Regions from separate parts of the Homo sapiens genome. Here regions 2 and 3 are each linked to region 1. A link is a contact called in ENCODE Hi-C or POLR2A ChIA-PET data. All regions are on one chromosome and are shown on one strand. Each heading gives the region's core, a stretch centred on a gene start or an enhancer-like site at or near the end of the contact. The rest is flanking DNA. Distances are from core to core; before and after follow the strand shown. Region 1 has its middle 200 kb from the start of MIR3125. Region 2 overlaps MIR3681HG (MIR3681 host gene). Region 3 overlaps MIR3681HG (MIR3681 host gene).

Region 1 (4,429 bases), core at 560-3,059:
AGGAAACATCATTAAAGCAGATGAGAAATGGGCTGCGGACATTTTTATGAGCCCAAAATACTCTACTTGGAGGTTTTATGGAGACCACAGGAAGCCAGAGAGACAATGACATCCATACCCTTTTTTTAGAGTCTGCTGAGCTGAGGAACAATCTCTGTGCTCCATAGAGTGTGTTTTTGCAAGTGTAAATTACCATTGGGGGCCATGTCAAAGTAAGCCTTTTTCAGAGACTTGTGCACCTGTTGGAGATAGAATGCTCTAGGCCAAGTAGTTGTGGGCTTACTGTCCATATCCATCCAGAGTTGCAAAGAAAATACTTCCTTTTGATTCCAGGACAGTCTTGGAATTAGTCTTTAGAGAAGGCTATTCTGCTTAAATCTGCATGGTTGCAACATTGCACCAGTAATCTCTATATATTGGTTTTCTTATTTTTTCATATGACAAAATGAAGCTCAGAAAAGTTGAGAAACTTGCACACACACACAACTAGTAAGTAAAGGAATCAGAATTTGACTCTGCATGTTCTTCCTTATGGCACCACCTCCTTATCCAAGCCCAAAATGTAGATTTAAGGCAGGGACAGGAAAGAGGGTGTGCATACAGAAGTGGCCCCAAATGAGGTCTCTTGGGTCTTTATTTAGGGCAAGCTCAGCAGAGATATTTTTTTCTCTGTACATCAGGAATTGTGTTTTTAAGGCATTAAACCACACAGTGAAAATAGGAGAGAGGTGAGCAAAGTCCTGGCAGGTTGCTCTCTGCCTTCAGTAATGCAGTTGTGTGTTTTCCCGGGAGCCCTAGAAGAGGGATGGGGAAGATGGTCCAGAATAGTCCTGAATTGTAGAGCTTTCCTATTTATACTGACATCTCGTGGTAGTGCTGTGTGACTGCAATCTGCATTGTCTTGGGAGCCAAGCATTCAACTTTACCAATATTCATTTTACTCATTCGTGAATTAATTGAACCAGAAGTTGTTACTAAGCACTTGGTATTTGCCAGGCACTGTGCTAGACACTAGAGAATACTATGACATGCTCACAGAAAGATCCTGGGAAAGACCAAATTGGAAACTCTTAAAGGAGCTCAATGCTTATCAAAGCGTTAAGAACAACAACTAGTGAATGTAGGTGGCAGAGTTGGCCAGGTACTTAGTAATGGTGGTACTATGTCCTCTGCATTTATCATCCCATTGAATCTTCATAATGATCCTCACTGGTGAGTATTCTCATTCAGATTTCAGATGGAAGGAAACTAAAACTATAAGAGGTTATTTAAAACACCCTAGTTTAAAAACCTCCTAAGCAGTGAAGTTAGGATTTGAACTCTGATTTTTGAGATCTCACAGCCAGAACTATACTTCTCTGTGAACAAACAGCAAGAAGAGATTAATTCCAATGGTCAAGTGTCATTTGAAAAGGGCTTAAGTTTATTTGCACGAGATTTAGCCCATGACAATCATGGGTATCAGACTTCCCAGATGTCTACTAGTTAAATGAAACTAGGTCTGTTCAATTTAATTTAATTTAGCAACCAAAACCCTACTGCTAACATCTTTGTGCATATGTTTCAGTTGGTCTTCTTCTATAAACTCGTAAATACATGAATATATAAACAAAAAAGGGAATCATACTGTATATGCTGTTTGTAACTTTCTTATTTTGTCTAATTTATTAGCTTCCTATTGCTAAACACCAACTTATCACAAATTTAGCTGAAAACAACTCCCATTTATCTCATAGTTCTGCAGGTCAGATTTCCAGGCAGGCTCGATTGGATTCTCTGCTTAGGATCTCACAAGGACAAAGTCAAGATAATGTGCCCAGCTGGGCTCTTATCTGGAGGCCCTGGGGAAGAATCTGCTTCCAAGCTCATTCTGGTCTTGGGCAGACTTGAGTTTTTTGTCACTGCAAAACTGAGGACCTTTTTTATTCTTGCTGGGTGCTGGCCACGGACCAATTTTGCTCCTAGAGGCTCCTCTCAGGTCCTTGACAATGACCCTCTATCTCAGCAATGGACAGCCGCCTCCAGGTCAAATCTCTCCCCACTTCTAATCTCTCGAAACTTCTCTTCTACTATTATCTGGGAAAATTCCTATTTTCAAAGGGCTCTTACCATTAGGTTAGGTCTACCAAGATGACCTCCCCTATCTTAAGATCAACTGATAAGTAACCATAATGACATCTGCAAAATCCCTTTTGCTGTGTAATGTAGTATATCCTGGGAATGCCACTGGGGCAAAAGTCAAGGGGCATTTTAGAATTCTGGCTACCACGTTTAACAAACATGTTTTCAAAATGTATTTATTGACAGCGTACTTTGTGCTTGAGTCTAGGCTCTAGAGCTATGATAGTGAACAGAATACATAAAAACTGCATTCATGTAGCTGACATCTAGTGTCCTGGAAGGAGATTTTCTATATTGAGGAATATGCCTATATAACTTTTCATTTTTATAGATATGTAATTCCACTGTATAAATATACCATAATTTAAATAAGTACTTCCAGCTATTGAATAATTTAGATTCTTTTCAATTTTTGCATTTGTAAACAACATGGCAATAGAATTCTTTTGCACTATTTGCAGATAGATGCCTGGAAATGGAATTTATGGGTCAAAGTGTATTATTTTGACACATGATATTAAACTGTTTCCTGGAAAGTCTTGACAATCCAGCATTCCTGCCACCATTTTTTTTTGTCTTTGCAAATATTTTCAGTGAGATTGAATTTTTTACCTCTATATTATGTACATATATAAGTATATAGTATATTTATAATCCTTTTTATGCCTTTCCTAGTCACATTTTTTGATGATTTTTTTTCACTAGGATTTGTTTTACTTTTTTGTATCATTTTACTACAGTTATTTAAAGTATTAACTTTGCTGTTACGTATTACTACAGATTTTATGCCAGTTCATTGTCTTTCAATTACATTTATGGCATCTTTTGATATAACATTTTTGTAATCCAATTTATTCATATTTTCTTTTAATAGTTGGTAAATAACTGGATTCATAGTTGGTAAAGCTTTTTCATTCCTTTATATAAGAATGCAGATGTATATTTATATACACATGTATATTTTAAAATTTTATTTTAGTATAGGAATATTTAACTTGGTAATAAATTAGGGACTACACATTATTTTTCAGAAGTGTAACCAGATGTTCTGACATTACTTCATGAATAAACCAAACGTCTCAACATGCCCTCAATGTTTATAAATACTTTTTTCTCTTTCTTAACTTTCTATATATTTTCACTGCTTGGGTTCCCTTGCATGATCCCACAGGAGTTTTATTGTTACAACTTTAGGATGTTTTAATATGATAATCCCAGTCTTTTTTCATTACTCTTCTTAAAAATATCCTGGTCAATCTCACACTTTATCCTTCCAAATATGCCATAAAAATAATTTTAATTCAAATCCAGACTTGTTAGTGTTCAATCTGAACATGAGAACAATATGGAAAGGCAATATCAGCTTTGGAAGCCTATGAATTAACTTCATATGTCCCTAAGTCCTTCTCCTAGCCCGTCCATGCTCCAGTTCATGATTACCTGAGAGTCTCTGTGATACCTCACTCTCTCCTTTGCTTCCTAATCGACCTACTCCAATCACTCACCTACACAAGCTTAATGACACCCACCGTTCTTAAATATGTCAATTGTCTTCTTCCAGACCACTACTGGCTTACTCCTGAGTGTCATCTTCTTTTTGTGTCATCTGTTTAGTGACCTGCATATCAGCTTGCTGGCTTCAGGCATGTCCAAGTCATTCTCCACAGGCACGGTCACAATGGCTGTCTAAAGGCTCACTGGTCATGCCTCTGCCATGCATTTGACCTCTTTCCAACTGTCCTTATCACTGATGACAGGAAGTAGAAGCTCTTTAATCTAAACACTCTTCACATTTTGGTCCTTACCTATCTTTCCAAATTCACGTCCCTTCAGACTCTGTTTTACAGTTTAATTCCATCTGCCTATACCTCTGTTCCCATACAGGCTATTTCGCAACTCACCTTCACATATTTCTAGATGGTTTCCCTTCACTGATACATTCTTCCTCATTGCTCTGGTTTCCCCTGCTCAGGCGCTAACACCTGCATCTCCTTAAAGACTGCTGACTTTGTCTCCTTTGAGAAGTATTCTGTGATATTCTCCAGTTCCTCATGTCCAGCCCCAATTTCCCAAACTTATGATGAGCAAGTTAATGATTTTTCTCTGTATTCTTACATTGGGATCACCACAGCTCCATAGAATTCATGATTTCTTATTTAGGTGCTTGTTTTTGATAAAGACAACTTACATGACATCTCAAGTTATATCTCCGTGATGTAGAAGTTTATAGCTCCTATCAGTTATGGAAGAACCTAATAAACCTATTTATACATTTTACTAGTACAATCTACTCTTTAACTCTTTACCA
Region 2 (4,429 bases), core at 772-3,271, 900 kb before region 1:
TTTTTTTAAATTAACATTCTTAAAATACCTACCAGTTGTAGTTTACTAACTGCAGTCAAATTTCTAAAGCTTGTTAGGTGATGGGGCTGCTAGAAGCCATGTGCTTATGAGACAATGCATTCAATGTTGACATTCATCATCTGCTTCTTTTTAAATAATTTTGGTAAACTATTCCTAACATAAAATTTACAACTTAACCATTTTTAAGTGTGCCGCTCAGCGGCATTAGGTACATTTACATTGTTGTGCAACCATCATCATCCATCTCCACAAGTCTTTTCATCATCCCAGACTGATACCCTGTCCCCATTTAATAATAGTTCCTCATTCTTCACTCCGACTCCTGGCAACCACCATTCTGCTCTTCGTGTCTATGAATTTGGCGGCTCTAGGTACCTCACGTAAGTGCAATCATGCCATATTTGTCCTTCTGGGACTGGTTTACTCCACTTAAGATAATGTCCTCAAGGTTCATCTGTATTGTGGTGTGTCAGAATTTCTTTCCCTTTGGAGACTGAATAATATTCCACTGATGTATGTGGCACATTTTGTTTCTCTGTTGATCCACCGATGAACACTTGGGTTGCTTCCACCTGTTGGCTATCGTGAATAATTCCGCCGTGCATATGAATGCATAAGTGTCTGTGTGAGACCCTGCTTTCAGTTCTTTTGGAAATATGCCCAGAAGTGGAATTTCTGGATCATGTGGAAATTCTGTATTTAATCTTTTGAGGAACCGCCATACTGCTTTCCACAATGGCTGCACCGTTTAACTCTCCTACCAGCAATGCACAAGAGTCCCAGCTTCTCCACATCCTTGCCAATGGTTATTTTATGTATGTGTCTGTGTGTGTGTGTGCGTTTTCTGATAGTGACCATTCACATGAGTGCAAGGTGATATCTCATTGTGGTTTTTATTTGCATTTTTATCTGCTCATTCTTACAGCAAACATTCACTGCCAGCACACAGGTGCCAAGACCTGGGACACGCACTAGTGCCCAGAGGGGCCCTGCTGTCATCGCCCTCAGAGTGGGGTGGGGGTACTGATAACCAAATGCAAGCTGGCATTACCCCTCCTGGCAGGCAGTGAGGGGTAGCCTGCACGTGGCACTGTGGGGACCCTGGGGTGGTGTGATGCTGGCTTGCTTGGTCATCTCCAGGACTTCCTAGTAGGCTAGAGACAGTGAGTTCCAAACACTTAGGAAAAAATTATAGAATAACACTTAACAAAAAATTATAGAATAACACATAACAGTGAGAAATTTCTACTCGTTTACTTATTGTTCTCCCTGCAAGCTGGGAAAAGACAAGCATTCTTTGATTTTGCTGTTAGAACGTGGGGTTCCTTGGAACAAGTTCCAAGCACCACAGGCTTAAATGAAACATGTATTTCCACAGAGATGAAAGAAAAGGGAGGGTAAGATATCTCCTATGCAATTGCTTTGTATGCAGCCCAGGCTGTGAGGAGGAACAGTTTAGGCAACAGCAACACCACCCCCTGGCATTTGCAGAGGGCATTTAACTCTTCAAAGCACTGCCTCATAACCAAAGGAGGTGGCGTCCATGCGGAGAAAAGGTTATCACTTTTTTTTTTCTTGGCCTATAATTACTCATGTGCTTCATGCACCTGGTGGAAATTATATTTAACAGTACATGCAAATGCTTATTTCCTGAATGAATTTACATTTTCTTAGCTACTTTCTACTGTTCCCTTAATGTGGGCTTTATTAACCAGTTTTTATGCATTTTTGTTGATGTTAGCTTCTTGGCTAGTAACATTCTCATTTGGAGCTATCTTGGAGGTAGGACATAAAATGTATATGTGTTTATAAGTATAACATTCTTGAAAAATCAGTTATTAAAAAACAAAACAAAAAAGATTTTATAGCCAGAGTAGTGGAAGTCTAAGCTTCCACTACTTTCTTTTTAATGTCATTGGTTGATAGGTATTATACAAGTAATTGCTACCTTTAAAAAATTGATGAGGTTTAGTGTTTACTCCTGCTGAGTGAATTTTTTTCAGGATACCAAGCATTCTTTCTGTACTCTGAGTCATAGGTCAAAAAGTGGCTCTTAGATTCATGTATTTACTCTTTCTGAAAGCTTCTGCCTCCATTGTGGCATTGTAAAAGTGTCCTGGCTTTTTTAGGGGGAAAGGGAATGGGTGTGATGCTTTCTTTCTGGAAGCTTCTGCCTCCATTGTGGCATTGTAAAAGTGTCCTCGTTTTTTTAGGGGGAAAGGGAATGGGGTGTGATGCCTTATAGGTGAAAAGATTTCTCTTATTCCGTCAAGACACAGGAGGTCTCAGAATGGTGCGAGTTTTGGCAGCCTGACTGGTTTCTTCAGGCCATGGGAGGAAGATAGAGCAGCAATGTTCAGGGACCTGATGTGCTCAGAGAGGCTCCCAGAGCACTGCGTCCACTGCAGGATCTTTTTGGTTTTTGATTCATTCAAGAAATATGAATTTATTATCTCTATTACGGGTTGACTTCTGTCCCAACAAAAGTATGCTGGAGTCCTAGCCCCAGGTGCCTGTGAATGTGACCTGATTTAGAAATTGGGTCTTTGCAAGTATAATGAAATTAAGATGATGTCATATGAAATCAGGATGAGCCCTAATTCCATATGACCGCTGCCCCTCTAAGAAGAAGAGGAAAGACATAAACCCAGACTCAGAGAGGACATCACGTGAAGATGGAGGGAGAGGTGGGAGTGACGTGTCCATGAGCTAAGGAGCATCAGGGACTTGTGGTAAATCCCCAGAAGCCAGGAGAGAGGCAGGACGTGGATTCTCCCTCAAAGCCCGCAGTAGTAACCAAGCCTAAGACACCTGGGTTTTAGGCTTCTAACTTCCAGGACTGAGAGAGAATAAATGTCTGCTGTGTATTGCCATCAGGTCTATGGTGATTTGCTATGGTAGCCCCAGGAAACTCAGACAATGTCCAATATCCCAGATGCCACTTGGCACTGAGAAGCGTTAGGTAAAGGGGACAGTGTCTTTGCCCTGAAGAGGTAACACCAATGGAGGAACACACCCATGGAATGGGGGCAGTGGGTCCCATGTGGAGGATGGTAGGCTTTGGAGTCAGACCGAAGCAACTTCCAGTTGGGAGCTGATTTTCTTAAACTTTTTGGAGTTTGGGGTTTTTCCTTTTTACAGTGCAGGGCACCAGTGTCCTTCTCATGGGATTCCTGGTGGAAGGGTGAACACAGGTGTGGAGCTGAATGAGTTTGACCAGGGCCCAGCCTGCCGAAGGCCCCCAGCTAACACTTGCTATGGAAGGCCTGGACACACCGTCCTCACTCAGGTCATCCATTTAGAGTCAGTCTCTGCTCTTTCAAATTCACTTTGGTAGTTTTTGTCCTTGCATGGTGTTTATTTAAGGAACCATTCGGTTGGTTGAAACCTCACAGCATTTAGGTTTTGGCTCAATGCATTGGAACAATCTAGAAGGTATTTATAGCTAAAAACGTTTGTGCACCCCAAACCACATTATTTTACATCTCCTAACACTTGAACGAGCTCTGGTTTGGTTTGGATCTTTAAACCTTCTTGTGGTGTGGAGGAGAGTGAATTTTCCAACATCCCTCTCTCATCTCTGTAAATATCTTGGTCCCACCCCATCCAGTCGTCCCAAGCTGCGGTCTTCATCAGGTGACGCACAGGCAGCCCGATTATAATAACGTGGGCAGATGCTGTGTGAGGAGCCTTGATGGCCATTATTGGCAGATATTGGGCAAGACACTTTAATAGCTCACAACCTGCCTTTGTCTGGACTCACTTCAAGTCCTTTAACAGACACCTTCTATGGACAAAAATTGGTTTTCATTTTTGGGTCTTGGCAAGACAGAAACACAGAAAAACACATTTCTTCTGTTTCTTCTATACACCTGTGTAGGAACAAGCCAGGATTTATGAAGTTTGTCCTTTTTGAAAAACTCATTTTATTCCTAGCCAATATCATGACCTTAATGTGCATTCCAGCAATATCTCCAAAGGCAGCAGAGGGAGTGGGCCACGGAGGCATCAGTGCTGCCTCGTCGGGGACTGAAATCAGGCCGGAGCAGACAGTGGAGAAGGAAATATTTGGAGAAATAAGAACTGTGTTTTTATTCTTTTGTTGCCAGAAAGCCAAAACCGAAGCTGGAATTTTGTGGTTCCAGCACTTTTTGTGCCTCCCAGTCATTTTTCACAGATGGTTCTGGTTTAAGGAGAAGGCACTTTATCCACCAGAGGGAACGAGGCCCAGCGAATGTGCCCAAGCTGCCCATTCTCGTGCCTTGGTTTACTCTGCAGCTGGAGAAGATGAGAGCTCAGAGAAGATGGCTCAAAAGCCACCAATTAGGATGCAAAAAGGGAGCGATAAAATTACTCTGCAACAATGAAACTTGAACTTTCCTTTACATGATGTCACCTTGGGAGCACC
Region 3 (4,429 bases), core at 791-3,290, 880 kb before region 1:
TGTTCAGCCTGAATCCCTTCTCCAAGGCCAACATGCCAAGTGCCTAGCTGCTGAAAATACCAACCACTGCCGCTGGTTCACAGCCCGCCTCACTAGGAGTTGCCCTTGGCTGTAGGGAGGGAATGGCCTTAATCAAGGTTTCATCCCCTTTAGAGGGTAGCTCCTGTCATGGCCAACTGATGCAGAGATACAAAGCTGTAGGCTCTGTGCCTCAAGCTGGGATCTGGAGAAGGGCAGTCGTGGCTCCAGAGCCCCCTAGAGGGCCAGTGAGGGCTCAGCGAGGACTCAGTGGCAGCTGCATTGTTGCTTGGTTTCCCCCTCTTCCCAGACCTGCTTCTTCATTTCCTTTGAGGTGTACCTTCAAGAAGCATTGCTCTGTAGTGTGACTCTCTGCCTCAAAGTCTGATTCCAGGGATCTTGATCTGGGACAGATGGTTGTTAGCATGTTACTTGGCACCAGCAGGTACTCAAGGAATGTTAGTTTTCTTCTGTTATGGCCTTAACCTACTCTTAGAGACTGTATCAGGAAAGAATTTCTAATGGCTTTCACCTTTTTTTTTTTTTTTTTTTTGAGACAGAGTCTCGCTCTGTGGCCAGGCTGAGTGCAGTGGTGTGATCTCGGCTCACTGCAACCTCCGCCTCTCAGGCTCAAGTGATTCTTCTGCCTCAGACTCCCGAGTAGCTGGGACTACAGGCACACGCCACCACACCTGGCTAATTTTTGTATTTTTAGTAGAGATGGGGTTTCACCATGTTGACCAGGATGGTCTCGATCTCCTGACCTTGTGATCCACCTGCCTCAGCCTCCCAAAATGCTGGGATTACAGGCCTGAGAAACCGTGCCCGGCCAGCTTTCACCTTTTATTTGTAGTGTCTATTTGGTAGCAATGGTCCCTGTCATTCAGTTTCAAAGGGAGTTGACTTCCTAACTTAAATTCATCTTTTCCTGCTTGAAGTGAACCCTTATTTCTCCCATCCTGCACTCTCCTTTTTTACACCCATGCACACACACACACACACCTCTTACATCGACTACAGCAATCAACCAACAAACATCAACTGTAGAAGAAGAGTATAATTGTTTCAATTTGTGTTTCTGAATAAAGTGGTTTCTAGATAAAGTTTGCATTTGACATAAGATTGTCCTTAGAATTTTTTTCTCTCAAACTAATTTAGAGGAGTGGAAAGAGATGGGATGAGAGTTACACTTAAGTTGCAAATACCTTTTCTGTAGTGCTGGGACAAAAATAAATCCATGAAGTTCATGGGTTAATAAAACATCTTGGCAGGGCATGGAGGCTCACACCTATAATCCTAGTACTTTGGGAGGCTGAGGTGGGCGATCATGTGGAGTCAGGAGTTCGAGATCAGCCTGGCCAACATATAGTGAAACCCTGTCTCTATTAAAAAAATACAAAAATTAGCTGGGCGTGGTGACACATGCCTGTAGTCTCAGCTACTAGGGAGGCTGAGGCAGGAGAATTGCTTGAACCCAGGAGGTGGAAGTTGCAGTGACCCGAGATTGCACCACTGCACTGCAGCCTGGGTGACAGAGCAAGACTCTGCCTCTCAAAAAAAAAAAAAAAAATCTTGCAACTGATTTTAATTCACTCTTGATTCTAAATTTCATCTCTCCTTTTTTTTTTTCTGTCTGCTTACTCAAAGGGATGTTTTGCAAATTGTAGAACCTTCAGATTGACATCAGTAAACAAACAACAACAGTTTATGCTACTTTGATATTTCGAAATACAAATTAAATGCTCTGTTTATCTGTCAGCATTGAATCCAGTCATACTAATTATCCTCTGGGAATTCGATAGTTTTAAAACCCTTTTACCGTCAGAATCCAGAGATAAAGGTGGGGATAAAAGGAGAGAAGGCAACTTGCTTAGTATCTTTTGCTACCAAACACCTCCAGTGACAGCACCATTTACTCTTTACCTCAGCATTGACAGAGGCAGAGTTGGTCTCCTGGAAATGAATTTTGCTGCAGTTGCTGCTATTACTATTGTTACCGTGGGGTCGCTCCTGTTCCTGTAAATGCTGAAAGCTACTCTGGATTCGTAGCCCAAAGCGAACTTCCTTCTACACACACTCACTCTGGTTCCACCACAGCTGTGCTGGTGCAGATGTGAATCATCTTTGCAAACAAACTGAAGATTATTTCAAGAGTTAGTCTAATGAGTAGTGAATGTGGGCTGATTACTGTATTTGCAAAGAAACTTATTTTTTCCAACATCGTGCTAAAGAACAGACTGGTACTTCCCATAGGCTTATAAAAGTAAGTAATCAACGTGTTTGTGTAAATATTTAATGATGTCCACATTCACATTCATGAATCAATGGGCGATCATAATTGCTTTTGTGGGATGTGATAGACACAAACTTAAACAAGAACCCACCATATCTTAGCAAGCTTTCTTATGGAATGTAGAAAAAAATATGGTGATTAGAGAAACATTTCTACCATGTGAAAAAATCTTGCATAAATAATTTATACTTCGCTGGGCTTGGTGGCTCATGCCTGTAATCCCAGCACTTTGGGAGGCCAAGGTGGGCGGATCACTTGAGGTCAGGAGTTCAAGACCAGCCTGGCCAACATGGCAAAACCGCATCTCTACTAAAAATATCAAAATTAGCAGGGCATGGTGGTGTACACCTGTAACACTAGCACTAAGGAGGCTGAGGCAGGAGAATCACTTGAACTGGGAAGGTGGAGGTTGCAGTGAGCTGAGACTGCACCACTGCCCTCCAGCCTGGGCAACAGAGTGAGACTCTGTCTCAAAAAAGAATTTATATTTGGATACATTAAATTATATATTTATCTTTATTTGTAACATTTTCTTTGTGATTTAGTTTCATAAATCTAAGTTAGATCAACTTGACTTGCTGATTCTTCACCAGGTGCTGAATTTATTTGCTCACAACTTCACACTCATAGAACAGGCACTTCTTGATCCTTGGCTGTGTAATATGGTTCAAAGTTTAGAGTCACAGAGAGACCTGGCTTTGACTTCCAACAGTCCTGAGTTCAAATCAATTTCTCTGCTTGTTAGTTGTTTGACTTTGGACACATCAACTAAGTCTTTGTGCTTCACTTTCTTCACTTATAATATGGGGGTTATAGTCACCTAGCAGAGCTGCTGTGAGGATTAAATGATGCAGCAATTTCCGGTATATAGTAAGTTCTCAATAAGTGGTTGTTTCTTCCCGTTTCCTTTAGTGTACCTGGAAGCTTTTGTAATCCAGATGTGAAAGAGAACCATAACATTCCCTGAGAAACTTCTGGTTTATAGTAGTTTGGGAAAGCCAAACTTTATGTGAATAAGAGAGAGAGGAGGGGATACTGTGATATTTTTGGCCGGTGATTTCTAACATGTTGGCCAATTAATACTCCTTCAACCTGACATACTTTTTCTTGCCTTTAAATAGTCCATGTCCTACCACCTCCTCCACCAAGCTTTTCTTTTATGACTCAGACAGCCAACATTGCATAAAACTCATGCCCCTCCAAACTTCCATGCATCACTCTCCAAACATCACCATCTCCTATTACAGCTGTTTTCAGTCTTGGCTTATGGTCTTTACTGAAATTATGCTTCATGAGAACAGAGCTACTTCTGCTTCATCATTGCACCCAGAGGACCTGACGAGGGACCAAACATGGCAATTGTGTGGGGCAGAGGGAAGTGTGGGTTTGGAGTTAGAAGACTTGAGTTGTGATTCCAGTTTTATTGGTTGCTGTGTGATGTCAGGCAAGTCCTATACACTTTCTCAAACTATGTTTCTTCATCTATAAAATGGTTATAATAATCCTACTGGTTATAATTTTTTGTAAACTTCCTCAAATCCTATTCCAAAGGAGGTACAATAGAAATAAAATGAATGAAATGGTTCCTACTGTATCTTCATTATGACACTATTGGACACTATAGGAGATTATGGTTGTGGAAATATATTTGATAAGAAATGCAGTACACATGCTATTTAGGGTTATTAGGAACTCATTAAATATTTCCTGAATCAATGTGTAATGGAAATAAGATTTCTTTTACCTGCTGGGTGCGGTGGCTCACTCCTGTAATCCCAGCACTTTGGGAGGTCGAGGCAGGAGGATCACAAGGTCAAGAGGTCGAGACCATCCTGGCCAACATGGGGAAACCCTGTCTCTACTAAAAATACAAAAATTAGCTGGTTATGGTGGCATGTGCCTGTAATCTCAGCTACTTGGGAGGCTGAGGCAGGAGAATCACTTGAACCCAGAAGGTGGAGGTTGCAGTGAGCCGGGATTGTGCCACTGCACTTCAGCCTGGCGATACAGCGAGACTCTGTTTAAAAAAAAAATAAAATGGATCTTTTTTACCTTTTTATTTTATCAGCCTAAAAAGGAGGGTGATGGATTGACAACACACTTGGAGGGAGAGGAGAG

What was found. Hi-C counts contacts between places; a loop is a spot of excess contacts on that map. ChIA-PET counts read pairs that join two places held with the same protein, here RNA polymerase II (POLR2A). Pooled maps may share reads with other maps.
Region 2: a loop to region 1 is called in a pooled map, with 6 times the contacts of the local background. The contact joins two enhancer-like sites. A Hi-C loop is called at or near these places in 1 of 37 single-sample maps with no recorded cell type and 3 of 50 pooled maps. POLR2A ChIA-PET finds 5 or more read pairs at or near these places in 1 of 52 experiments (B cell).
Region 3: a map of PC-3 shows a loop between it and region 1 (5-fold over the local background). The contact joins two enhancer-like sites. A Hi-C loop is called at or near these places in 1 of 168 maps with a recorded cell type or tissue (PC-3), 1 of 37 single-sample maps with no recorded cell type and 3 of 50 pooled maps. POLR2A ChIA-PET finds 5 or more read pairs at or near these places in 1 of 52 experiments (B cell).

Annotation. Positions count from the first base shown.
Region 1 is chr2:12,930,547-12,934,975 of GRCh38, forward strand. No RefSeq gene overlaps it. Among named protein-coding and RNA genes, the nearest start is that of MIR3125, 200 kb to the left of the region's middle. Within about 2 kb of position 1,810, at least 2 of the 41 ENCODE cell types and tissues checked have a DNase peak (open chromatin) inside an H3K27ac peak, as active enhancers do.
Region 2 is chr2:12,031,075-12,035,503 of GRCh38, forward strand. The region is part of intron 2 of MIR3681HG (MIR3681 host gene); the gene reads left to right. Among named protein-coding and RNA genes, the nearest start is that of MIR3681HG, 26 kb to the left of the region's middle. RefSeq lists an enhancer at 3,541-3,590. Within about 2 kb of position 2,022, at least 4 of the 41 ENCODE cell types and tissues checked have a DNase peak (open chromatin) inside an H3K27ac peak, as active enhancers do.
Region 3 is chr2:12,048,496-12,052,924 of GRCh38, forward strand. The region is part of intron 2 of MIR3681HG (MIR3681 host gene); the gene reads left to right. Among named protein-coding and RNA genes, the nearest start is that of MIR3681HG, 44 kb to the left of the region's middle. Within about 2 kb of position 2,041, at least 2 of the 41 ENCODE cell types and tissues checked have a DNase peak (open chromatin) inside an H3K27ac peak, as active enhancers do.